Regions from separate parts of the Homo sapiens genome. Here region 1 is linked to region 2. The links are chromatin loops, found by intact Hi-C in ENCODE. Cell type or tissue: OCI-LY7. All regions are shown on one strand. Each heading gives the region's core, and the rest is flanking DNA. Links, peaks and the distances in the headings are about the cores only. Region 1 has its middle 34 kb from the start of SHOC1. Region 2 overlaps SUSD1 (sushi domain containing 1).

Region 1 (5,376 bases), core at 107-5,106, 250 kb before region 2:
AGCACTTTGGGAGGCTGAGGTGGGAGGACTGCTTGAGTCCAGGAGTTCAAGACCAGCTTGGGCAACATGGTAAAACCCCATCTCAACAAAAAATTAGAACATTAGCTGGGTGTGGTGGCATAGGCCTGTAGTCCCAGCTATTTGAGAGGCTGATGATTGCTTGTGCCTGGGAGGCAGAAGTTGCAATGAGCAGTGATTGTGCTCCTGCACTCTAACCTGGGTAACAAAGCAATACCCTGTCTCAAAAAAAAAAAAAAAATAAAATAAAATAAAAAAATAAAAAGAAGATCCATTAAAGATGTCCTTTAGCAAGAAAAAAAAAAGAACACAGAAAGAAGACATGGAATACAAGAAACAATAAATAAAATGTCAGTAAGTTTATTTCCTGTTTTAAAAATACTAATTTCTGTGTCTTTTCACATAGATCGAAGCCCAGTAATTTTAGGGGGAGAAAAGAAAGAAAAGAAAAAATAGAATTAAAGCTATACCTCTAAATTACAGTAAGAAGACAGAGCTAGTATTTAATGGGTTGTTAAGCATCCTAAGACCTGTGTTTCGGTTAAGAGCATAATACAAATACTGAATTATTATAAACTAATAAGAAATATGTATAACTCATGATGTATATACAAGTTTAATTTAAAAATAGAAATATCAGCCAGGCACAGTGGCTCACGCCTATAATCCCAGCACTTTGGGAGGCCAAGGCAGGCAGATCACAAGGTCGAGAGATCGAGACCATCCTGGCCAACATGGTAAAACCCCATCTCTACTAAAAACACAAAAAAATTAGCTGTGCGTAGTGGCACCCACCTGTAGTCCCAGCTACTTGGAAGGCTGAGGCAGGAAGATCACTTGAACCCAGGAGGCGGAGGTTGCAGTGAGCCGAGATGGTGCCACTGCACTCCAGCCTGGCAACAGAGGGAGACAACATCTCGGAAAAAAAAAAATAAAAAACTACAATAATTACTTAATTAAGGGAAAAAAAGAGAAATACCAGAAATTTTATCAAGTAGGAAAAAAAGAAGAAAAGAAAAATTATAGTAAACAGAAAACACAAATTAGGTGGTAGAATTAGGTTAAAATATATCAATCACAAAATATATAAACGAATTAAATTCCCCTATATAAAAACAAAATTACCAAATTGAGTTTGTAAAAATTCTAGCTCTGTATGTCTGGGATACACATCTAAAACAAAACTACCCAGGCCAGGTGTGGTGGTTCATGCCTGTAATCCCAGCACTTTTGGAGGCCGCGGTGGGCAGATCACCTGAGGTCAGGAGTTCAAGACCAGCCTGGTCGACATGGCGAAACCCTGTCTCTACTAAAAATACAAAAATTATCTGGGCATGGTGGCAGGCGCCTGTAATCCCAACTACTCGGGAGGCTGAGGCAGGAGAATTGCTTGAACCCGGGAGGCAGAGGTTGCAGTGAGCCGAGATCGTGCTACTGCACTGTAGCCTGGGCGACAGAGCAAAACTCTGTCTCAAAAAAACAACAAAAAACACCGAGAAAAGTTAGAAATAAAAGGATGAAAAGAGACAGGTACTTTAACTGTTACCCCTGCAAAAGCTGGGGTAGCAATATTAATATAAGACAAATATTATTTAAGGCAAACAAACTAAAATGTGGCATAATTTTAATTGGCTGATAGTGTAAGAAAATAGATGCCATCTGACCTTGATGTTAGGAACAATTTCTTTTATATAGTCTAGGCATAATGACATTGAAGAAGAAAATGTAGTCCTAATATGCTACCTGGCCCAGCATTGGACAATATTTACATGGTCATACTAATGGAAATGTTGTTTGGTTTGCAACTTTTAGAGTCATCTCAGGGAAAAACCAAGGATGTCTTGGCAGGCAGAATGAATATGTTATCAACTTGACAAAGTAAAAATAAAAGTATGTGGACATTAGAGATTAATGGCACATGGAAGGAGGAAGAAAGTACAAGAATTAATATAGTGTACAAGAGTTAATATTCTTATATAGAGTAGGAGTCAAGAGGCCCCGTCAAAAGTTGATGGAATGAGAAATTGGAAGTTTAAGCCCGAGCACTGTGGCTCATGCCTGTAATCCCAACACTTTGGGAGGCCGAGGCAGGAGGATTGCTTGACTTCAAGAGTTCAAGACCAGCCTGGGCAAAATGGCAAAACCCTGGCTCTACTAAAAATACAAAAAATTAGCCGGGCATGGCGTTGCATGCCTGTAGCTCCAGCTACTTGGAAGTCTGAGGTGAGAGGATGGTTTGAGCCCGGGAGGCAGAGGTTACAGTGAGCAAGATCTCACCACTGCACTCCAGCCTAGGTGACAGAGCCAGATCCTGTGTCAAAAGATTTATTTAAAAAGAAAAATCAAAAACAAAAACAAAAAAACCATGCAGCCTGAACAAATTACTGGGGATGTAAACCAGAGCCACTGAGTGTGTGTGTCTTGAGAGGAGCTGTATCTCCGTGGGGTTTCTGTGACTTTTCTTGGCATTAGCTTTGACACCGGAATTTTGGTTCTACCATTGTCGATTAACAACCATAAATTCTCACATCCACTAACACTGAGGTCATTGGTATTGTAGTCCTTCGTGCCTTGAATGGCATATCTGAATTTCTGCTTTCCTGCTGGGGGCAGCAATCAACAATTATTAGTATTTCTTCCTGAATATAAAGAAGCCTGGCCAGAAAAGGATGGGTAGCCTTGCAAAGATTTTGACTGAGGTTCTGATTATTCAGCTAGAACCCTTCTCTTCCTTTCAGATACAATTTTCCATAAGGAGTGAATACCTTTTGGAAGGAAGTTGGAAGTCTAGGTGACAGGGTAAAAGGAGGACTTACTTATCTCAGTACACACTTTGGTACCTTTCAAATTTGAGGCATGAATTTTATTTTTTTTATTCAAAAGGTCTATTAAAACATACCTACTTTAATCTTTAAATGCTGAATTGATATGTTATTAAGCTTTTAAGGCTCTCTCTGCAAGGATTTTTAAGAAGAGCCAGCCTTTTGGAGCCTAAGCCCAAAGATCCTGTTGACAATTTTACAGGGAAGAAACCCAACAAATTTTTAATGACGTTGGCGGTGTTATTGCAGATAATAATTATGAGAGTGCCAATGATAAACAGCAACCCATTGCATCACCCCACAACCCAAAGCACTGAAGCTTTGTGAAGAGTGAACACCCTGATTGCCCCAGAATGGCATGTCGGTAATGCCACTGCCAACTTCCCTGAAGGCTGGCCCTGTTCTTGACATGGCTCCACTTGCTCTCGAGAGTTTCTTCTCTCTACTCTCTCAGCAGATCATTCTGTCCTTCATCACCGGATTTGGTAACCCTGACTCTAGGAATTTTCTCCACTCATTGTCGGATGCTGTGGTTGAGAATAACACATGTATTTGGGAAGAACCTACCTTTCAGTGAATTATAAATGCTCACTAGTCAAGCATCATGCACGGAAAGCATATTATTAAATGATGTGTTCGTATCTCTCAGGTGCCAAGCACGTCCACTAAAGCATTGTCTGACAATTGCAGACCTGCAGACAGGGATTGTGGGGAGAGACATATGAAAATCATTGCTACATAGACATACCACTTAGCCCAATTAATCACACATCAGCTGTCTGAATGCTGCCTGGCCCAAGGCAGACGCTGAAGTTCCATATACCTCATCGCATAGACTTGATCTTTGTCACAGAGGATTCACCATCCCTGCTGCTCCCTCCCTCCTTCCCTCCCTCCCTGTCTTCCTCCCTTCTTCTCCTTATCTTCCCTTCACTCACCAGACATCCTTTGAGCTATGTGTGCCAGACGCTCTTCCAATAAGAAGGTGTCAAGAATCCTATGCCAACTTTAAATTTAGGAAAGTCTGAAAGATGCTAACATCAGGAGATGAGGTGGGGTTTTTTCAGACTCTATCCTAGAAACAAGTGGAACAAACTCCATTTGAAACTGAGCAATTCGGCTAAGCGCGATGGCTCACGCCTGCAATCCCAGCACTTTGGGAGGCCGAGGTGGGCAGATCACTTGAGGCCAGGAGTTCAAGACCAGCCTGGCCAACATGGTGAAACTCCACCTCTACTAAAAATACAAAAAATTAGCTGGGCATGGTGGCACATGCCTGTAATCCCAGCTGCTTGGGAGGCTGAAGCAGGAGAATCTCTTGAACACAAGAGGTGGAGGTTGCAGTAAACCGAGATCGCACCACTGCACTCTAGCCTGGGCGACAGAGTGCGACTCTGTTTCAAAAAAAAAAACAAAAAACTGAGCAATTCTCATAAGAGTTGCATCTGCTTGAGTAACTCCCTCTCCTGTAGCCATACCTGATTTGGTTGGTGGGATTCTGTGGGCAATCATAAGTGTGACAGATGGAAAGATTCCACTGCTTCCTCTGAGTTCTTGGAAGGAGGAATAGAAAGGGTTGATGCCTCGTGTGGTTGTGCAAGTTCGGCCATGCAAAGAGATGCCTGGAGAAGGTAAGTCAGGGCAGAAACCTAGCACCTGCTCTGCTCGCTGAGCTATGAGGCTAAGGACCCAGAGCACAGGGCACCTTTTTCTTATTTCCACAGAGGTACTGTTTGTTCTAGGAAGCAGACCTGTGTTCTCTGATTGTAATTCTCTGATGGGAAGGTCAGGAAGTTTACAAATCAGAGTGGAAACCCACTGCAGAGAGACCCAAGTTTTACAGGGCAAGGTACAGAGTGGACATCACCATCCACATCAGGTTCCCTACTTTGAAACACCCTGGGGCCAGGATTTTTCTGGATATGCATTTGAAAGTCCTGACACATTTCTAACTTGTGATCCAGACTTCACGATGGTTCTTCTGTTTTCTACCCAATCACTCTTTACATTAGTCTTATTGATTTTTTTTTTTATTTTTGAGACAGAGTTTCACTTTTGTTGCCCAGGCTGGAGTGCAGTGGTGCGACCTTTGGTCACTGCAACCTCCACCTCCTGGGTTCAAGCGATTCTCCTGCCTCAGCCTCCCAAGTAGCTGGGATTACAGGCACGCGCCAACACGCTGGCTAATTTTTTGTATTTTTAGTAGAGACAGAGTTTCACCATGTTGGTCAGGCTAGTCTCAAACTCCTGACCTCAGGTGATCCGCCCACCTCAGCCTCCCAAAGTGCTGGGATTACAGGCATGAGCCACCACACCAGGCCAGTCGTATTGATTTTTATTTCCCAAATAAACATATCTCCTAAATGTCAATGTGTGTGCTTCATCCTAACATTTTCATATGGGAAGCTTCTAGAGCATTCCCCGGAAAGAGCCAACTAGACTTCAACTCTAGGAATTTAGGAGATGAGGCATAGAAATGCTGATTTCCCAAGACCAGCCTCATTGTCTCCTAAAAAACCTGCCTGGAAAAAAGAGC
Region 2 (5,376 bases), core at 118-5,117:
CGAACTCACCCACCTCAGCTTCCAAAAGTGCTGGGATGGGATTACAGGCATGAGCCACCGTGCCTGGCCAACCCATCTCATTTTTAACAAATACAAGTAAATAAATAAATATTTGCTAAATTAAATTGTTACAGCTCAGCAAGCCCCTCCCCCTCTCCCAACACACACAGAAACCCTAGTTTCCAGGCTTCTGATCTAAGAATACCTTCTCATGCACGTTTTATAAAAGCTAACTTTGGCTGAGATTCAGATGCTGGTAGCAAGAGGGTCTGGGAGACACCCATCCCCACACAGCCATTTACTTGGGGGCTTGGGGTTTGTTTTGAAGCTAGAAAGCAGTTGGGAGATTTCTGGGAATGAGAGAAATACGTGGACTGTGGAAGCATGGAAGGGCAAACATGCCTCTCCTAGCGTGACCTAATGTTAGGGCTCCAGATATCAAAAGAGCCTGTGTCCACGGAAGACTTGGAAAGGAAAACAGCTGGCATGAAGGCCAGTCCCTCTGCTGACCTGTGGTACAGCTTCAGCCCCCTTGGAGCCAGGGGGGCCCCCAGGGATAAGTGTGGTACCTTGGAACCAGCCAGGGGAGATGGGTTTCTCACTGAGGACACAGGGGTACAGCATCCTTGGATGGTTTGTGGGTAACCAACCATGAAAGAGAAGCCTCGGTAAAAGAAACCAAGAGACCTAGTCCTGCACAGTCTTCCCTGAGGACATCCCATTGTGGAGGGCGGTGTCAGAGGCAGGGGCAGGGAGGATCAGGGCAGTCCTGGCTGGACCTCTCTGATAAAGTGACAATCTGATAAATGCCTGGGACACTCCTGTGTTTTCTGTTGTTTTCCTAACCGTCTGAAAAAGTACTTTCCTTTTTCTTGTTATGAATACAATGAGAGATGGGAAATTTCTTGAAGAAGTTGCCAGCCTTGGTACTGAAGACATGGGAATAAATAATTTCCTTTTCATCTTTTCTTCCCTTTGCTCCTCCAGCATGCTTGGTTCCATAATAAACATTCCATCTCAAATGATCACCATGTTGTGTAAGACAAGTGGTCTGGTTTATCTCCACATTTACGTATGTATTGGCTTTCTCACGCTCACTCTCTCTCTCTCTCTTTCTCTCTCTTCCCCACCCCGCCCCCACCCACCCCCATCCTCCTCTCTCTGGTTTCCTCTTTCTCTCTCTATATAAGAAAATGTTGCCTACAAAGCTTTTAGACTTAGCAAGAAAATAGCATACTCAGCTGGACAGTGGCTCATGCCTGTAATCCCAGCACTTTGAGAGGCTAAGGGCAGGCAGATCACTTGAGGTCAGGAGTTTGAGACCAGCCTGGACAACATGGCAAAACCTCATCTCTACTAAAAATATATTTTTAAAATTAGACGGGGCTGGTGATGTGTGCCTGTAATTCCCGCTACTTGGGAGGTCGGGGCATGAGAATCGCTTGAACCTGGGAGGCAGAGGTTGCAGTGAGTCGAGATCACACCACTGCGTAAGCAACAGAGCAAGCCTGGGCAACAGAGCAAGACTGTCTCAAAAAAAGAAAGGGAAAGGGAAAGGAAGGGAAGGAGGCCAGTGCAGTGGCTCACACCTGTGATCCCAGCACTTTGGGAGGCCGAAGTGGGCGGATCACTTAAGGCCAGGAGTTCAAGATCAGCCTGGCCAACATGGTGAAACCCCATCTCTACTAAACATATAAAATTAGCCAAGCGTGGTGGCACACACCTGTAATCCCAGCTACTTGGGAGGCTGAGACATAAGAATCACTTGAACTCAGGAGGTGGAGGTTGCAGTGAGCTCAGATCACGCCACTGCACTCCAGCCTGGGTGACAGAGCGAAATTCTGTCTCAAAACAAAAAAAAAGAAAAAGAAAATAGCACACTCAACATGTGGATGCTCTTCTGACTCTTTGGGGCCTGCATCAAGGATGAAAGTTTGTTCCTCACCCTGTCCTAAAGGGGATGCGTGCCGTGGGGCTATCCTGAAGAATTCAGTTCAATGTGCCGTCTGCAGCCTATCAGCCAAGAGTCAGAAACACCGTGAGGCCACAGCTCCATCTCACCCACCCCCTCGCCAGCCCCTGCTTTCCTGCATTCACCGAAACACTTGCCTCTGTCCCTCAACATTCCTAGAACCTTCACTGTCCTCTGAGGTCAGCGATGTATTTAAAGCACTTGTTTTCATCCTGTTCCCATCAGTAAGATTTAACGTAAGACACTCAGAAGGGAAATTCCACTCTCTTTCCTTCTGGGAAATGAGCAGCTACATTGTCCAGACCCAAATCCTTAGCCTAACACATCTGCCAAAATTCAAAAGTTCATGATTTTACCGAAATAAGGCCACACACTTCTTAGGAAACCACGAGTATCTCTGCACATCAACACATAAGCTTCTCTTTTTTCCTCCTTTTATAAAAGAAAGGGGTTGGTTTTTTTTTTTTTTTAACTCTTTCATAAGATCAAAGCAACTTGATTTTTTTATGCTTCTTTAAAATTACGAGTCCTTTAAAGTGGGTAGAGTTGGAAAATAGGCATCTCAATGAACATTAAACAGCTCAACAATGTCCCCTGGTGGCCATGAGCACAGAGAGAGGGAACTTGAGCCACTAAAGCTCTATTCAGCCTACCAAACAAGGAGTAAGTGTCTCATCAAGATGAAACCCCCTCCCCTTTACTCAAAAAAATATGCAACGGTCCTTCAAACCAGAAAAGCACAGCATCCAAATATGAGAAAGACCACAGAGTAGGAAATGGAGATGGAGTCGCTATTCATTTTAATAAGTCACCACAGAAAGAAATGCCCAGACTGAACACCACTTGTCTCTCCAGCCCAAAATGTGGGGAATTCTTTCTGGTAGCCAGAATTCATTGCCTAACCAGACATCTCCTCAACACCAATACCACCCACTGGCTGTTATTTTAAAATTTTGGGCTGTTATGCTATCTATCAGTACCATTCTTACCCACTGAGGGTTGAATGTAAAACATACAGACAAAAATCACTGTCTTCAGGAAGCTCCTATTTTAGTGGGAGAGAAAGAAAATAAAAAAAAAATAAGTTTTTAGAAAACAAGCTCTAGGCTGGGCACAGAGACTCATGCCTATAATCTCAGCACTTTGGGAGGTGAGATGGGAGGATCACTTGAGGCCAGAAGTTCAAGACCAGCCTAGGCAACATAGGGAGACCCTCATCTCTACAAAAAATAAAAACAAAAAAATCCCTTTTGTAATTAGCCAGGCATGGTGGTGAGCGCCTATAGTCCCAGCTACTCAGCAGGCTGAGGCAGAAGGATTGCTACAGCCCAGGGGCTCAAGGCTGCAGTGAGTTATGATTGCACCACTGCACTCCAGCCTGGGTGACAGAGTGAGACCCTATCTCTAAAAACTAATAATTAATATTTTTTATTAATATGAAGCTCTATGAAGAAATTGAAGCAGGGTAAGTAGATACAGAGTACTAGCGTGGAGGCTGGTGATGGCAGTTGAGCAGGCACCTGAACAACTATGGAGAAGCCATATGTTGACAGTGTCCCAGGAAGTGTGAACTGCAGATGGAAAAGTCTGGAGGCTGGAAAAACTTTGACCCATTGAAGGAACTGCAAGAAGGCCAGGGAGACAGCTGATGCTTAATGGGAAAGGAGGAGAGCAGGGGGAGATGAATTAGAAGTAGGCAGGGGCCAGATGACATGTCCTATGATGAGGAACTTGGATTCCATTCTAACTTTAATGGAAACTCACTGGAGAGTTTTGAGCTGGTGCTGACATGTTCCCAAATGCATTTTTAAAAGATCACTCTGAGTGCTGAGTGATCTTTTGAAAGTTATGGTGAAGACTAAGACTAAGGTCCAGGGTGGGAGGTATATAGGCAAGAGAAAACCAGTTTGAAAACTACAGCAGGAATCCAAGCAAGAGGTGGCTGTCTTGGATTAGGGTAGTTGTGGAAAAGGCACAGGTGGGGAGAAGTGGTGGAATTCAGAATATATTTCAGACAGCAAGCCAACAGGGCTTGTTGACAGATTAGAAATTTGGGGATGGGATAGAACCAATTAGGACTTGTTTTTGGTCTGAACAATTGGGTGAACAGAAATTCCAATAACAGACAGAAAGTAACAGATAGAAACAGAGAAGCCTGGGTGGAAACCGATTTGGGGGCGAGGGCAGAGGTGAGAAATCACAAGTTCCGTTTGATTTGCGTATTAGATGTTCAATAGGACATGTGTAGAAGTTGGGTGGATATAGGAGTCTGGTGCTCAAAGGAGAGGCTGGGACTAGAAATTGATCTTTGGAAATCCTCTGCATATAGGTAATAGTTATAGCCATAAGACTGGTTGAGATCACCTAAGCAGAAAGGGTAGATAATGAAGAAAAGGAGGCTGAAGAGGGGTCATAAAAGTAGATGGAGCTAGCAAAGAAGACTGAGAGGGGACAGCAAGGCAGAAGGAACCAAAACTAAGGGAGAGGGGGTTTCAAGAGGGAGGGAGTGTCAACGCTATCGAAGAAATCAGATAAGAACAAAACTGGCCATTGGATTTGGCAAGACGGAGATCAAACGAAGAGCCTTTCAGTAAAGCAATGAAGACGTATGTTTCCCACGTGGGATGAGTGAAAGTGAGAACAGGAGGTAGGGCTGTGGAGCCTACAGAACAGCCATTTCTTTCAAGGAGTTTTTATAGAAAGGGGCAGAGAGAAGGCAAAGTAGCTGAAGACAAATATGGGCTCAAAGAAGGTCTGCTCATTTTTTCTTTCTTTTCGTTCACAAGGAGGATGTTGCAACATGCTAGGCAATGCTGGGGATAATTCTGTATTGAGGGGAAGTGCTGATCAGGGAAGAAGGGATGGGATCTAAGGCACAAGTTGAGGGGATGGCAGCCTTACACACGAGCAGGGACAGGAAGGGAGGCAGAACAGGATGCAAGGAGGAACGGCAGGGCTGAGCGTGGGAAGTCCTCACCTGACTACTTCTAATTTCTCAGTGAAATAAGAATCAAGAAGCTAATATGCTTAGTATTTGCTCAGAGCATGTGTGAAGTGGGGGTCACAGATGTGAAGAGGGAGGAGAAAATGAGTGGAAAGTGAATTTACTGGGGCCCTATAGCCGGAGGACTACAATCATTGTCCCCTGATAGTAATCTACTTTTTTTTTTTTTTTTTTTTTTTTTTTTTTGAGATGGAGTTTTGCTCTTGTTGCCTAGGCTGGAGTGCGATCTCAGATCAACACAACCTCCACCTCCTGGGTTCAAGCAATTCTCCTGCCTCAGCCTCCCGAGTAGCTGGGATTACAGGCACCTGACACCACACCCAGCTAATTTTTGTATTCTTAGTAGAGGTGGGGTTTCACCACGTCAGCCAGGCTGATCTCGAAATGATCCTCACATGAT

What was found. Peaks named below come from ENCODE experiments on the same cell type or tissue, not always from the same donor. Only the 100,000 strongest peaks of a DNase experiment are listed, where the experiment ranks them.
Region 1: a loop joins it to region 2, with 10 times the contacts of the local background. A loop is called at or near these places in 31 of 110 quality-filtered maps.

What each region holds. Positions count from the first base shown.
Region 1 is chr9:111,825,768-111,831,143 of GRCh38, forward strand. No RefSeq gene overlaps it. Among named protein-coding and RNA genes, the nearest start is that of SHOC1, 34 kb to the left of the region's middle. In OCI-LY7, for the core only: CTCF peaks have their summits at 2,632 (motif pointing right) and 2,834; no DNase peak of the experiment used is centred there.
Region 2 is chr9:112,072,368-112,077,743 of GRCh38, forward strand. The region is part of intron 12 of SUSD1 (sushi domain containing 1); the gene reads right to left. Among named protein-coding and RNA genes, the nearest start is that of LINC02977, 35 kb to the left of the region's middle. RefSeq lists enhancers at 1,349-1,518, 4,724-4,823. In OCI-LY7, for the core only: CTCF peaks have their summits at 2,571 (motif pointing left) and 2,784; a DNase peak (open chromatin) is centred at 2,564.